2 separate regions of the Homo sapiens genome follow, and region 2 is linked to region 1. Evidence: read pairs that join two places in POLR2A ChIA-PET (ENCODE). Cell type or tissue: A673. All regions are shown on one strand. Each heading gives the region's core, and the rest is flanking DNA. Links, peaks and the distances in the headings are about the cores only.

Evidence for each region. ChIA-PET counts read pairs that join two places held together with the same protein. Peaks named below come from ENCODE experiments on the same cell type or tissue, not always from the same donor. Only the 100,000 strongest peaks of a DNase experiment are listed, where the experiment ranks them.
Region 2: POLR2A ChIA-PET joins it to region 1 with 5 read pairs; 3 of 35 experiments call an interaction of 5 or more read pairs at or near these places.

Annotation. Positions count from the first base shown.
Region 1 is chr2:219,550,651-219,555,027 of GRCh38, forward strand. It overlaps OBSL1 (obscurin like cytoskeletal adaptor 1), which reads right to left. Exons shown (of 21, transcript NM_015311.3): 15 at 3,824-4,090; 16 at 2,924-3,036; 17 at 2,218-2,374; 18 at 1,886-2,047; 19 at 1,462-1,566; 20 at 879-1,148; 21 at 78-192. The coding sequence ends at 185. Among named protein-coding and RNA genes, the nearest start is that of MIR3132, 3.7 kb to the left of the region's middle. RefSeq lists silencers at 1,726-1,885, 2,106-2,195 and enhancers at 1,984-2,484, 2,485-2,985. In A673, for the core only: no CTCF peak of the experiment used is centred there; DNase peaks (open chromatin) are centred at 1,791 and 2,071; H3K4me3 peaks cover 1,465 bases; H3K27ac peaks cover 318 bases.
Region 2 is chr2:219,415,117-219,419,493 of GRCh38, forward strand. It overlaps DES (desmin), which reads left to right and starts at 3,261. Exons shown (of 9, transcript NM_001927.4): 1 at 3,261-3,924. The coding sequence starts at 3,347. RefSeq lists cis regulatory regions at 2,280-3,336, 2,353-2,359, enhancers at 2,280-2,555, 2,280-2,398, 2,399-2,555, a silencer at 2,556-3,031 and a promoter at 3,032-3,336. In A673, for the core only: no CTCF peak of the experiment used is centred there; no DNase peak of the experiment used is centred there.

The DNA.
Region 1 (4,377 bases), core at 166-4,165:
CGGTCCCCAGTGTCGCTCACTGCACAGGGGCTCCAGGCAAGGTCTGCCCCCCCACATCACTCAGAGAGGCAAGGAAATGAGCTGTAGCACTTTTATTGTTCCTTGTCTCTCTACCCCTGCCCAGGGTAAGGGCAAACGCCTTCCAAGCTGTCCAAGGGCACCCGCCTGGCCTGGTTAGGTTCTCCTAGTTGCCTGCAGAGGAATGACTCCACATGGGGCTGGGGAGAGAAGGGGGTACCACCTTCCTCTCCCCTGGCAGAGCCTGGACACCAGTACACAAAGAGCTGGGCCCCCAGGTTCTGCCCTACCCTTTCTGGGCCTTGGTTAGGGCTGTCTTGGCGGCAGGAAGGTGGGGGTCAGCTAGGGGTGGGGCACAGCGCGGCACCTGAAGGGAATGCTGGGATTTGGGATAGAAGGTGGGATGTCTCTTATGGGGAAGAGGAAAGAAAGAGGCTTCTGCCAAGGCTGACATGGAACTTGCTGAGATGGGCAGAGGCAAGCTGGGCAGAGGGCAGGAAGGAGGAGGGACAGGCTGGAGGAAGGCAGTGTTGGTGAAGTGGGGAGGAAAGGAACTGGTAGAAACAGGGCTGTTCAAGAGAGACAAACATGGTCCAGTGGCAGGAGAGAGGAGAAGCCTGGCAAGAAGGGGCGTAGAAAGGTGGGAACAGCTGACCAGGAGCAGCTGATCTGAGCCAAGCAGTTCCAGGGCTTTCCAGCCCTGGGTGTGCTCTACCCCTCCCCTCCCCCATCCCCACCTCCTACGTATCCCAGGACCCGTTGCCACCCCAAGTTCTGGAAAGCCTCCCATAGGTGTGGCTTAACCCATCAGCTCCCAGGCGCCCTCACCCTCCTGCCGCTGCCCAGTTGGCTTTACTCACCCTCTACCAGCAGCCGTGTGTGGGTGCTGTCCTGGCCGGCCTGGCAGCAGTAAGTGCCTTGGTCCTCAGGTCGAACGTCATGGATGACCAGGCTGTGGGTGGGGCCGTGGCTGCGCATCTCATACTTATCTCCCGGGCACAGCTCGGCCCCCTCCCGCAGCCAGCACACGTGGCCCCCCGAGCGGGACACAGTCACCTCCAGCACCGCCCGGCGGCCCACCAGAACGGTCTTCTCGCGAGGGGGGTGGCGGCACATCTGGAGAGGCAATGCTGGGGGTAGGGGGCGGGGGCTTAAGTTAATAGGGACACGCATGGCCCCCAGGAGGAGAGATGCATCTTCCCTCCCTGAAGTCTCCACTCCTGGCCTTAGCCCTCTATGCCACCAGTCCGTTCCCTTGCACCTCAGACCCAAAGTCTCCTCTTGCCGGGGAAACGCGCTGCCCTCTGTGACCCGGCCCAGGAGAGCCCCTCGGGGGGAAGGGAAGAGAGAGGCAGCGTTCTTGGGGCCAGCCCCAAGTCCGTCAGTCCCATGGCAGGAGAGACAGGATGTACACTCTCTGTCGCTCCCACCCCAGGTGCTTACCCTCCACTTCCAGTAGAGCCAGGGACTGGGCGGGCCCCGCCTGGAAGCGGACTTCACCGGCGTCCTCGGCGCGCAGCTCGCTAAGCACCAGAATGTGTTTCTTCCCTGGGGGTGAGGGGGTCGCTAGCGAGGCCGGAGCCACCTCTGAGGAGCGTTGGGGACGAAGGTGGGGGCCCAGCAGGCCCCTGGGTCGGTTCGGACGCCGTTAGTGTATGCTAGGGTGGGCGGAACAGGGATGCGGAGCGGGAAGCCTAGAGGTCCGGGACTAGGGGCTGGGGGCGGGGGAAAGAACAGGGACGAGGCTCACAGGGCCGTGGGGCGGGGCCCGTCGGAGCCAGGGGCGGGGCTTGTCCCGGTGGGGCGGGATCTGTTCGAGCCTGGGCGGGGCAGCGAGGGGCCCGAAAGGGTAACCAGGCGGGCAGACCTTCCTGTCGGATGCGGACGCGGGCTCCGGGTCTCAGCGGGCGGCCTCCGAGCTCCCAGCGCCCCGTGGTCTCGACCTCCGACACGGTGCACTCGAACGTAGCGCCGTCGCCTTCGCGGGCGCTCACCGACCGCAGCTCGGAGAGTACCGCCACAGTACGCTCTGGGGCGGAGCCCGGGGCGTGAGCGGGGCGGGGCAGAGGGCAGTTACCGGTCACGCCCCCTCCACGCCCCCTTTCTAGAAGCACGCGCGGTCATCAGGGTCCGGGGAAGACAGCTCCGCAAGTCTCGCGCCCAAAGCAGTGCCCAGCCTCCACATCACCCCGTACCCACCGCGCACGGTCAGGCGGACCGGTCCGGCGCGGGCCGTCCCCACCGCGCAGCTGTAGGTCCCGGCGTCCGAGGGGCCGCAGCGTCGCAGCTGGAGAAGGCGGCGCGTGCCGAGGGCCTGGAGCCGGAGCCGCGGGCTAGGCGTAAGCGCGTTCCCGTCCTAGGGGCGGGAGTTGCAGAGGGTCGGGGCGAGCCCGGCTGGGCACAGGCGACCCCGGCCCTGGCAGGCGGCGCACCCTTTGTTGATGCCAAGCGGTCTCGAGGCGCGTTTATGCGTGTCTCGTGTTCCCAGGCTGGGGTCGGACTGTCCCCAAGCCTTTGGGGTCGTGCCAGGAGCCTCTTTGAAAAAGCGTCACCCTTTGGGGACCTTAGGGCCGCCAAGGCACTCGGGAAGCCCAGAGCCAGGTATCGATCACAGGGGACATGGGCACGGATTCTGGAGTTAGGCAAACCTGGATTCGAATATGGGCTCTACCTGTTGTCTGCCCTTGGGTAGGTAATTTTTCCCACTGAGCATCAGTTTCCTGATAGGTATTACAGTGACAAGACCTACCTCCTAGAGTTGTCCTTGGAGTAAGGGATTAAATATAATGCAAATCTTAGCACAGTGCCAGGCACATCCGCTCAAGGAATATTAGCTGTTTCTGTCTGGGGCATTATTATCGTTGGTGTTACACTGAAGTGGGCTTGGCTGGGGCTGGGATCTGACCTTCTCCCAGGTAACATCAGCCAAAGCTTGGGAAAGCTCGCACTCGAACGTAGCTGTGTCGCCCTCGGTCACCTCTAGGTCGTGTGGCCCCCGCACGATGGTCACTGGGACCTCTGGGGGTGGGAGAGGGAGGACAGTGCAGAGGGAGCAGGATGGGGACCCATCTTGCAGGGACAAGGAGGACATACACTTGGGCACAACAGGCAGTAGAGGACACTAGCGAGTGGGGTTCGAGCTGGGACAAGTGGTCCAAGAAGGATCTGTCAGTGGTGGGGGTGGGGGGGATGTAGGTGGGCAGGGCCACAGGGCCAATGGGTTAGGAGTGGCCAACTGGGAGTCACACTTTAAGGTGGTCAGTGGGGGAGAAGCTGGGGGCCAGAGGGCAATGGGGAAACAAGCAGAGATGCCAGTGGAGTGGTCAGTGGGAACATCCTGGGACTGGAAGTAAAAATGGGGGACACTCAAGCAGACTTGCTAGTGATGTCGCCCGTAGGCAGTCAGTGGATTCAAGGGACTGGAGTGGTCACGGGGCCCACACTTAGGCGGGCAGAGGGAGCCACGGCAGACAGTGTAGCCAGTAGGGTCACAGTTAGAGTGGTCAGTGGGGTGGTGTGCAGGCGGGCAGACAGCAGTGACCACAATGGCAAAGGCATGCTCTTGGTAGCAGAGTCAGTGGTTGGCTGAGCCTTGGGCAGTCAGGGGCCACACCCAGGCAGAGGACTCTGGGGCCACACAGGGCCTATGAGTCAGGGGGATCACACTCTGGCAGGGATGTCAATGAGGGCCACACTGAGACAGGCATGGTCAGTGGGGGTCACACGAGTTGGGGGTCAGTATTCATGCCTGGGGTAAGTAGGGCCACACAGGTCAGCAGGCAGGCTGTGGTCCTGGAGGCCACACCTCTCACAATGAGTCTGGCTGCGCAGCGCAGGGAATCCGCTGTGAAGGAGACACAGCCTGAGTCGGCCAGGCCCAGGCCATTGAGTACCAGTCGGTGACGGTGGCCGTCCGAGTGGATGTGACACTTGGGTCCTGGATACAGCTGTACTCCACCCCGGGCCCACTCCCCGGTCACACCTTCCTGGGACAGCTCCAGCTGGAAGGTGGCACTGCCCCCCTCACTGATGGTCACGTCCTCCAGAGGCCGCAGCACCCTCAGCTGCCTCGCTGGCCGGGGGAGATGGAGAGAGGGAGGATGAGGCCTCCAGCTCTGGGCAGGGGTTGCAGTCAATCCTCATCCCTTGGCCCTGCCTACACCCCTGAACACCCAACCTAAGGTCCTGACCAAAAAAGTTCGGAACCAGGGTGCAGGAAGAAAGGAGCACGGTGGACAGATTTGGCGGGGGGAGGGCTGTATCAGGGTTAGGAGATGAGGGCACAGGAAGGGGGAGAAGTGTGGTTAGGGGGTCGTGGAGTCTGGGTGAGGGGTGCTGTGACACTTGAAGGAGCACGGA
Region 2 (4,377 bases), core at 161-4,160, 140 kb before region 1:
CATATGGAGTTTCAGCTTGGGACAATGAAAAAGTTCTGCAGATGGATGGTGGGGATAGTTGTACAACAATGTGAATGTACTTGACGCCACTGAACTGTATACTTAAAAAATGGCTCAAATGGTGAATTTTATTTTATGTATATTTTATCACAATGTAAAAGTGACTCAGCTGTCAATGTACTAAAATGGAACCATCTCTAAGCTGTATGTCATTGAAAAAAGATTGATTCAGAAGTGGGGGCTCCACATAAGAAAATGTGGTTGTGTGTACATGAAGTATCTCTGAAAGGAACCGATAACAACCAAAACCTGGTTGTCTCTGAAGCAGTGTTTGGGGTGGCTGGGTGTCAAAGTGGGAAGGAGACTTACTTTTCATTTTATGCCTTTTTGCACATCTTGAATTTTGTACCATATACACTACCCATCCAAATAAATTGTCGGTATTTTTAGTGTGTCCCATCCTGAGTGGTCCTCTCGGGAGGCTGAACTCTCCCTCCAGCGGTGCTGCCCAGCTCACAGCATGTTTTGGAGTGCTCCTCTTTCACCTGCCTTCCAAGCCTCGGGGTGTTGATTTGCAGCCCTCCATGGTAGCAAATCCTCAGGGGTGGAACTGAATTTTGAAAACAGTCCCAAGTGGTTCGGGGCCAAGTCTGGTGGTTGTTGATTTTGACTAGAGAATAGATGGCATGATTTATTTGTCTTCTGCCTCTTTTCACCAAGGAACTGAGGACTTGGGCTGGTCCAAAGGCCAATTTCCTTATGTGGTCTGGAGATCATTCACAGAGAAGAGCTCCAGAAATGTTGTCCCAGTAGCATCATAGAAATAGGTGTAGAGTCCCCTTCAGGAAGATTAATCTGGTTCTTTGGGCTGTAAGTGATCAAAGCAATACCAAGTGCCTTAAATTAAAAAAAAAAAAAAAAAAAAAAACGGAAAGTTTGTTGGCCCAAGGCCAGGAAGGACAGTGTGGGAGCTCAACTCACAAAGTTGAGGGAAGCACTGCAGGAACCAAGGGGCTGGCCTGCTCCTCCTCTCCAGCCTCCTCTGCTTCTTACATATTGACCTCTCTTTCTTCCTACTCCCCCAGGGGGCAGGAAACATGGCTTCCACAGGTTCCAGTTGAAGAATCCCAGTTCCGTCTATAAATTCCAGGGAAGGTCTCTGATTGGCCCTGCTCATTCCCAGGCCCATTCCTTGACCCAGTCACTGAAGTCAGGGAGATGCAGTAATAAGACTGGCTGGAATCAGGGTCTTTAGGGGTGGAGGGATGGGGAGGAGGCACAGCATGTCATCAAAATAAGGAAATTGCAAAAGAAAGCTTGCAGGCTACTTTGAATGACAATGAGAAAGACGGTGCTGCCTGAGTGTGTTAAGGATCCACATGGTCTCCAAAATCCTCCAGGAGCATACAGTCTAGTCTGGGAGATGAGACACAAAAATAACCAGAACACAACAGCTTGCACTGACTCGAGGGCTGGATAAGAATATCTGGAACTCCCCCATCTATTTCAGAAGCTTGTCTCTTGGATGAAAATTAGACACTTAATGGGAAAGGGCTTTGAAAAGAGTGCAGTAACAAAGCCCCCTTTACAATTTACCCGGCACATTCACACCCATCCTGAGGCCAAAGCCACAGGCTGTGAGGTCTCACTGTCTCAGCTTCCTGAGCTATAAAATGGGAATGATGCTAGTGTCTACCTCCTAGGGTTGGAGAATTGGGGGTCATGGGTGTGAAGTGCTCAGCAGCTTGGCCCACACTAGGTGGTCAGTACATGTAAGGTATTATTGTTGCTACATACATTAGTAGGGCCTGGGCCTCTTTAAACCTTTATAGGGTAGCATGGCAAGGCTAACCATCCTCACTTTATATCTGACAAGCTGGGGCTCAGAGAGGACGTGCCTGAGCTGGGGCTCAGACAAGGACACACCTACTAGTAACCCCTCCAGCTGGTGATGGCAGGTCTAGGGTAGGACCAGTGACTGGCTCCTAATCGAGCACTCTATTTTCAGGGTTTGCATTCCAAAAGGGTCAGGTCCAAGAGGGACCTGGAGTGCCAAGTGGAGGTGTAGAGGCACGGCCAGTACCCATGGAGAATGGTGGATGTCCTTAGGGGTTAGCAAGTGCCGTGTGCTAAGGAGGGGGCTTTGGAGGTTGGGCAGGCCCTCTGTGGGGCTCCATTTTTGTGGGGGTGGGGGCTGGAGCATTATAGGGGGTGGGAAGTGATTGGGGCTGTCACCCTAGCCTTCCTTATCTGACGCCCACCCATGCCTCCTCAGGTACCCCCTGCCCCCCACAGCTCCTCTCCTGTGCCTTGTTTCCCAGCCATGCGTTCTCCTCTATAAATACCCGCTCTGGTATTTGGGGTTGGCAGCTGTTGCTGCCAGGGAGATGGTTGGGTTGACATGCGGCTCCTGACAAAACACAAACCCCTGGTGTGTGTGGGCGTGGGTGGTGTGAGTAGGGGGATGAATCAGGGAGGGGGCGGGGGACCCAGGGGGCAGGAGCCACACAAAGTCTGTGCGGGGGTGGGAGCGCACATAGCAATTGGAAACTGAAAGCTTATCAGACCCTTTCTGGAAATCAGCCCACTGTTTATAAACTTGAGGCCCCACCCTCGACAGTACCGGGGAGGAAGAGGGCCTGCACTAGTCCAGAGGGAAACTGAGGCTCAGGGCTAGCTCGCCCATAGACATACATGGCAGGCAGGCTTTGGCCAGGATCCCTCCGCCTGCCAGGCGTCTCCCTGCCCTCCCTTCCTGCCTAGAGACCCCCACCCTCAAGCCTGGCTGGTCTTTGCCTGAGACCCAAACCTCTTCGACTTCAAGAGAATATTTAGGAACAAGGTGGTTTAGGGCCTTTCCTGGGAACAGGCCTTGACCCTTTAAGAAATGACCCAAAGTCTCTCCTTGACCAAAAAGGGGACCCTCAAACTAAAGGGAAGCCTCTCTTCTGCTGTCTCCCCTGACCCCACTCCCCCCCACCCCAGGACGAGGAGATAACCAGGGCTGAAAGAGGCCCGCCTGGGGGCTGCAGACATGCTTGCTGCCTGCCCTGGCGAAGGATTGGCAGGCTTGCCCGTCACAGGACCCCCGCTGGCTGACTCAGGGGCGCAGGCCTCTTGCGGGGGAGCTGGCCTCCCCGCCCCCACGGCCACGGGCCGCCCTTTCCTGGCAGGACAGCGGGATCTTGCAGCTGTCAGGGGAGGGGAGGCGGGGGCTGATGTCAGGAGGGATACAAATAGTGCCGACGGCTGGGGGCCCTGTCTCCCCTCGCCGCATCCACTCTCCGGCCGGCCGCCTGCCCGCCGCCTCCTCCGTGCGCCCGCCAGCCTCGCCCGCGCCGTCACCATGAGCCAGGCCTACTCGTCCAGCCAGCGCGTGTCCTCCTACCGCCGCACCTTCGGCGGGGCCCCGGGCTTCCCACTCGGCTCCCCGCTGAGTTCGCCCGTGTTCCCGCGGGCGGGTTTCGGCTCTAAGGGCTCCTCCAGCTCGGTGACGTCCCGCGTGTACCAGGTGTCGCGCACGTCGGGCGGGGCCGGGGGCCTGGGGTCGCTGCGGGCCAGCCGGCTGGGGACCACCCGCACGCCCTCCTCCTACGGCGCAGGCGAGCTGCTGGACTTCTCACTGGCCGACGCGGTGAACCAGGAGTTTCTGACCACGCGCACCAACGAGAAGGTGGAGCTGCAGGAGCTCAATGACCGCTTCGCCAACTACATCGAGAAGGTGCGCTTCCTGGAGCAGCAGAACGCGGCGCTCGCCGCCGAAGTGAACCGGCTCAAGGGCCGCGAGCCGACGCGAGTGGCCGAGCTCTACGAGGAGGAGCTGCGGGAGCTGCGGCGCCAGGTGGAGGTGCTCACTAACCAGCGCGCGCGCGTCGACGTCGAGCGCGACAACCTGCTCGACGACCTGCAGCGGCTCAAGGCCAAGTGAGGGCCCGGCACCCCAGACTCCTCTTTCTGCGGGCAGGGCACAGGAGGCTAGGCCTGGGGTCTGGGGTCCCGCTGTCAGCACCTGCCTTCTCCCGGGGCCCGGGACCCTCTCCTGCCCCATGTGGAGAAAGGGTCCTCCACCTGTGTGTTTCAAGGGGCCGTGACCTCCAGGTCTCTCCCCCTGCGATCCCATCTTGCACAGGAGTTTTCTTGGGGACATAGATCAGGGGGTGGATATGGGAGAATTTAGGGGACCCGGTGCCCTGTGGACAGCCCCGTTAAAAAGCATTTTAAGATGCTGGGGCGATATTTATGGGGTCAGGTAGTTGATGGGCAGAGGAAGGGCTGCAGGAGGCCCAGAGGGCAGTGTAGCCAGAGGGAGAAGGGAGGCTGATAGGAGACAGGGAAAGCAGGGCAAGGGCCCAGAGTCCAAGCAACAGCTCTCAGCTC